2 separate regions of the Homo sapiens genome follow, and region 2 is linked to region 1. Evidence: chromatin contacts called from ENCODE Hi-C or POLR2A ChIA-PET data. All regions are on one chromosome and are shown on one strand. Each heading gives the region's core, a stretch centred on a gene start or an enhancer-like site at or near the end of the contact. The rest is flanking DNA. Distances are from core to core; before and after follow the strand shown.

The links. A loop is a pair of places that touch in the nucleus more often than their neighbours do. ChIA-PET counts read pairs that join two places held with the same protein, here RNA polymerase II (POLR2A). Pooled maps may share reads with other maps.
Region 2: a loop to region 1 is called in a map of IMR-90, with 8 times the contacts of the local background. The contact joins two enhancer-like sites. A Hi-C loop is called at or near these places in 8 of 168 maps with a recorded cell type or tissue (IMR-90, aorta, heart left ventricle and 5 more) and 4 of 50 pooled maps. POLR2A ChIA-PET finds 5 or more read pairs at or near these places in 2 of 52 experiments (OCI-LY7 and activated T-cell).

The regions. Positions count from the first base shown.
Region 1 is chr11:12,408,881-12,411,846 of GRCh38, reverse strand. The region is part of intron 1 of PARVA (parvin alpha); the gene reads right to left. Among named protein-coding and RNA genes, the nearest start is that of PARVA, 33 kb to the right of the region's middle. Within about 2 kb of position 1,391, at least 14 of the 41 ENCODE cell types and tissues checked have a DNase peak (open chromatin) inside an H3K27ac peak, as active enhancers do; they include IMR-90, where a contact is called at or near this core.
Region 2 is chr11:12,454,572-12,457,537 of GRCh38, reverse strand. All of the region lies in intron 1 of PARVA (parvin alpha), which reads right to left. Among named protein-coding and RNA genes, the nearest start is that of PARVA, 78 kb to the right of the region's middle. Within about 2 kb of position 1,382, at least 2 of the 41 ENCODE cell types and tissues checked have a DNase peak (open chromatin) inside an H3K27ac peak, as active enhancers do; they include IMR-90, where a contact is called at or near this core.

The DNA.
Region 1 (2,966 bases), core at 142-2,641:
TCGTAGGTCACACCAGGGAGTGTAGACTTGATCTTCTCCAGTGATTTTTCAAACCATGTTTTTAGACTCCCCATAAACATCTGATTCTAATTTCATGGATGCTGAGACCAAGGGAAAACTGGAGTGGTCATCCATAATCTGCTAACTTTACATTTCTGTGTTCAATTCCGTCTAACCATGAGAAGAATATCAGATAAATTCTAGTAGAGGGGCATCCTACAAAACACCTGACCAGTACTCCTAAAAAGTGCCGAGGCCATCAAAAACAAGGAAAGTAAAAAAGCTATTATAGCCAAGAGGAACCTAGGGAGGCGTGACAACCTAATGTACTATGGTACCTTCCCTGGTGGAACCCTGGAACAGAAAAAGAAATCTATTAGGGAAAAACTAAGGAGTTTTGAATAAAGTATGAACTTTAGTTGATGATTATGTATTAACATTGGTTCATTAATTATAATAAATGTACCATACCAATGTACAATGTTGGCAATAGGGGAACTGGGTACAGGGCCTATGGGAACTCTCTGCACTATCCCACAATTTCTTGTAAATCTAAAACTGTTCTATTAGGTTGGTGCAAAGGTAATTGTGGTTTTTACCATTAAGATGGCAAAGATCGCAATTACCTTTGCAGCAACCTAATAAAAAGTGAAATCTGTTTTTAAAAATCCTTTGTTCATCCAAACAGCCAAATTATTGTCACTGATAAGCTTTATAACTGTTATAAGTTAGAACTTAGAAAATTAACTTGTGCTCTAGTAACATTAGCTAACATTTATTTGGTAGCTATACCAGGCCAGGTACTCTGCTAAGTACCATACTTGATCTCCACAACAGCCTCATGAACTAGGGATCGTCAGTATCACACCCCCATTTTACAGCTGAGAAAAGTGAGGTACGGCGAGGTTAGACAGCTTGCCTGAGGTTATACAGGTAAGTGGCAGAGCCTGCATTTGGACCCAGGTCTGTCTGATGCCAGAGTCCAGATGCTTAATGATGAACATTCCATGCGATACTTTATTGAAAAAGAAGGGTCCACATAACTTTCATTTATTTCTTTCTTTTTAACACTGAAAGCCATAGCTATAGATGGGGTGGGGAGAAGAAGGGATCCTCAGTAGTTTTCCACTGGAGGAGGAACTAGGTCAGAGTTTGGTTTGGGAATGAACATTCTGGCAGCTACAGTGTGAAAGATGGGCTGGCGTAGGCACTGGGCTCCTGCTGCTGAGATTTTCTAGTGATGTCTCCAAAAGGAGGAGGAGAAGCAACGAGAGAGAATGAACTTCCCTAAAAGGATAAAGCAAAAGCCCTCGTATAGCAATCCTTCGGATCTAGACCCAACCAATCAAACCACAGGCATTGCTGAGCCCCTGAATGTATGCCTGGCACAGGCCTGTCTCCACAGACAGGAGCCGACAGTAAAGAGAAAATAACCGCAGCCCAAGAGATGGAGCAGCTGGCCCGGAGTCCCTGCCGGGGGGAAAGGCAGACCTTGGAGGGAATGCTTCCTGTGGCCTGGGGTAGGCAGGGGTGTTCCTGGAGGAGGCCTGTGGGCTGAGCCCTGAAGATGAGGAAAGGGCAGATAGGACTTCAAGCAGAGCCCAGGCCAGCACAAGGCAAACCTGATCCCTGCCCTGCAGTCCCGGGGGCCTGGGTGGCCCAGCCCGGAGATGCCTAGGGCTGAGAGCCTAATCCCTTACCATGAGCTCTGTAGTCTCTCCTGCCCTCCTGGATCAATTAAAAGTGGGAGTCACTTCACCAGTGTACTTGAGAGGCTACTATGTGCCACCTAGAGGCACATTTGGAATTTGGTACTCCTAGAGTTTACAGAAAACAATAGCAAGTCCCCTAGATAGTCAACTCTGCAAAAGCAAAGATGCTGTCTCAGACAGCCTGGCATGTAGCAGGTACCAATTAATAGGCAGTGAACTCAAGAAAGAATTAAAATTGCATGGGTCAAGGGTAATACTGGAATGTACTAAACTGCAGTTGACAATGTTTGGTGCAAAAACTTCGTACTTGCTTCCAACTGTGGCTCTAACAAATTAGTAAATGCTTAGTGGCTTACAACACTAATTTATTATTTCACAATTCTGGAGGTTAGAAGTCGAGCTAAAATCAACATGCTGGCAGGGCTGCATTCCGTTCTGAGGGCTCTAGGGGAGAATCCATTTCCTTGCCTTTCCCATCTTCTAGCAGCCACCCCTATTTTTTGGTTTGTGGCCCCTTACTCCATCTTAAAAGCCAGTGATGTCACATCTTCATGGCCATTCTTCCATAGTCACACTTCCTTCTGACTCTTTCTTCTGTCCTCTCTTCCACTTTTAAGGACACTTGTGATCACATTCGGTGCACCTGGATAACTCAGGAAACTCTCCCTATGTTAAGGCCAGCTGATTAGCAACCTTAACTCCATCTGCAACTTTAATTCTCCTTTACCATAGAAGATAACATACCTACAATTCCAGGGATTAGGACATAGACACTTTCGGGCTGCCACTATTCAGCCTACCACAACCCCAGATTTTAAGGTCAAACTGTAGGAGATAACCATTCTGTCTCCAAAATGTGAAAACAATAATTACCTCTTCTGAAGCATCTCTGTGTACCAGGCACACCACTACATATTATATATATATAACCTTACTTAATTGTATTTGATGTTTAATGAAGCAGGCACTGTTAAGAAACCAGAACTGGTCACTCACTTGCTAAAATCCTCTAATGACTTTCCATATGTCCTTAGGAAAATTCATAGGCTTCCAGTGGCCCTGCAAGGCCCTGTGGGACCTACCTTTGGCCCAACATCTAGCACCATCCCCCTCGGCCTCTCCCAGGTCCTCCGTGCTTCAGCCATGGGGGCCTCCTTTTGGTTCCTTGAACTCTCGTGGCTGTACCTACTGACCCCTCTTTCTGGAACATTCATTCCCAAGATCATAGTTAGTCCCACTTCACTATTCCAATCC
Region 2 (2,966 bases), core at 133-2,632, 46 kb before region 1:
TGAGGAACTGAGGCAGCAATGGAGGAAGCAGAGAGGGTGAGCAAGTGCTGGTTCTGAGAGGAGGGGTTCAGGACACTGACTGTGAAGCATTTTTGCTTATAACTTAGGCCTCTTTAGCATGAATGACTAAGCCCTGTCAGCAACTGGAAATCCATGGACTACTGCATTGGAAACAGCAAAACATTGCCAGTCACTGTGCAGCACAGACCCATTGCAGCACCCTGATTTTTTTTTCCTAAACCAACAATTCATGTTGACAGCAAATCTGTACAGAGAACCTATTAAAAGAAATTGTAGTAAATCGAAGATGCTTTAACTGCCTGTCTGACGTTCTGCTGATTGCATGCCTGACACTTCCACTATAGCTTCCTTTTGTACAACCTTCCATTTGATTCGATTCAATGGATAATTATTCAGTCTTGACTGTGGGCAAGGCAATGTGATGAGAGCCTCATTCCAGTTGCATCTTCTAGGCATAATTTAGCTCGTACACAAAAATAAACACGCACAATATAAGCATAGAGTGGCAAAGGCCATAAGAAACTATAAAAACCATTTCAAAGAAGATAACATTTTACCCATGTGAGCAAGTGTGGGGTAGCTGGTACAGACTCATTCATTTAAATGTGCATTTGACAGCATTGCTGACCAATGTTCCCAGGTCAGGCCCTGTGCTGTGTCCTGGGGTAAAAGGGATGAGTAAGAACCAGCCCCAGAGTACAGCATAGTACTCTATGGGAGCCTGGGGATATCACTTAAGTCATCTGAAAGTGGAAATCAGGGAGGGCCTCAAGAGGGAGGACATGCTTCAGTTGCTTCTTAAAGGGGATTAGGAGTTCACCAGGTGAAGAGGGAACAAGACATACAAAAGGGCTGGAGACATGAGAACAGGGAACATTTTTGGGAAGGTTTGCTGGAGGGTAATGGAACTGTGGAGTGCCCTTAGAGAGTTAAGTCAGGGCCATACAAGCCAGAACATACCAAGTATGAGTTTAATCCTGAAAGCAATGGGGAGCCACAAGATACAAGCAGAGTTTTGCAAGTCTGTAGGATGGCTGGGAACAGGTTCCCTAATGGATCCATTCAAGCAGAAGTCTTCATAGGATGTACACTACCCTGATGATACAGTTTGAATTAGCCTGGGCTCTGTAGAAAGGTAGATCTTGGATTAATCCCAGCTCTGACTATTACTTAACTTGTTCCCCCTCTAAAGTGGGAATCATGATACTTAGCTCACAGGTTTATAATGAAGCGTAGATGACATGGCACATACGAAATGCCCAGCACAGTAGTGCATGCCTTCGTAAGCATCCTCTAACTCTTGGTTTACCCTTTCCCTGCCTTTTCTCAGTACATGCCAACAACGCATACATACTGGGAGGGAGGGAAGGACTGCCCAGTGATGACCTAGTGGAATAAGAATGACTTGGCAAGCCAGCAGAGCTCAAAAACAAAACTGGAGGAGACTTTAAGAAATTATCATCTATCTCCTTGTCTTGGGTTTCAAACAGATGCAAAGAGACAGCAAGGTGAAAAAGGGACTAGAAAAGCCCCACACAATGCTTCATGACATTGAAGGACATTTTGGAACAGGTGGCATGGTGAAAGTACCCAGGCAGACTGGAGAAGGAATATTTTACAGGTGTTAATGGAGTCTGGAAGCTGGACACTTGAGGAAAGATGAAGATGGTATGGTGATGGCCTGGGGGCTGTAATGGGTGGTGGTGCTGATAGTGGAAACTGTGTTGAGATGAAGTTTCAGAGGTGGCAAGAAGCAGAAAAAAAATGGTGCTCAATTCTCACAGCACCTGGACTGTGGTCTCTAAATAAATATGAATGCTATTACCCACTAAAAGCAATCAGAGCTCCTTGGAGAAATGGCTGATTTTAGATCTAAAAATATATAGAACAAAAAATAGATGAGAAGAGCCTGGAACTAGAAACCAGTAAGCAATAGATTTCTACTAGATAGGGTTGTATCAAAGAGGCTTCCAATGGCCAAGGACAGAAAAATTTGAGCATCAATAAGGATATCAGCAATGGACCAAAACACATCAAAAATATTTAAATCCATGAGTTAATAATGACACTAGAAAAACAATATATAACACATTGCTACTCACCTCTGGAGGATGCTAGGAAACCCACTCATTTTGAAAACTGGTAAATAAAGGGAAATAATCTAACATTTATCCTGTTTTTCTAAATCGAAATGTATCTCTGGCTGGTCAAATACTTAATGAGGAAATGTTTAATGAATGAGAGTATTACCACTTGGAAATCCCTAATGGATTAATTATCTAGGCAATGATCATCAATAGCTCCTAACATCACAAAAAGAGAGACAACCAGAAGTAATGCTTCCCCATCTTCCCTGAAGAGACACACCACCATCAGTCCTATATCTACCCATCAGTTTTTGGGAAATGCAGGGGTCAGGGGAACATGACACCATCAAGATACAAGTAGCAAAGTCTAGACTGTGGAAAACTCTACAGGTTTCTTTAATAAATATATTTTATGACAGGATGTCCACCAGCTGCAGTGCATGGGCCTTATTTCAATCTTGATTCTAACAAACCAGAAAAACAATAAATAATAAGTTGGGCATGTGACTCATGCCTGATGAAACAATCAAAACTATGAGACTGAATAGCTGAACATGTTAAGGAATTATTAATTTTTTTACATGAATATAGTTGTGTTTTTTAAAAAGGATCCTTATTTTTAAGAGCTATAAATATATATGCTAAAATGATATATCTGGTAACCACTTCAAAATAATAAAATAATCTTCCAGCAGGGGCAGAGGGTCAGATGGGAAGTGTGAATGAAGCCAAGATTGGCCATGGATTGATCATTGTTGGCTGCTGGGTGCATTGGTAGTGTATTACACTATCTACCTTTGTAATTGTTAGAAGTTTTCCACAGTCAGAAGTTCTTCTTCTTTTTTTTTTTTTTAAATG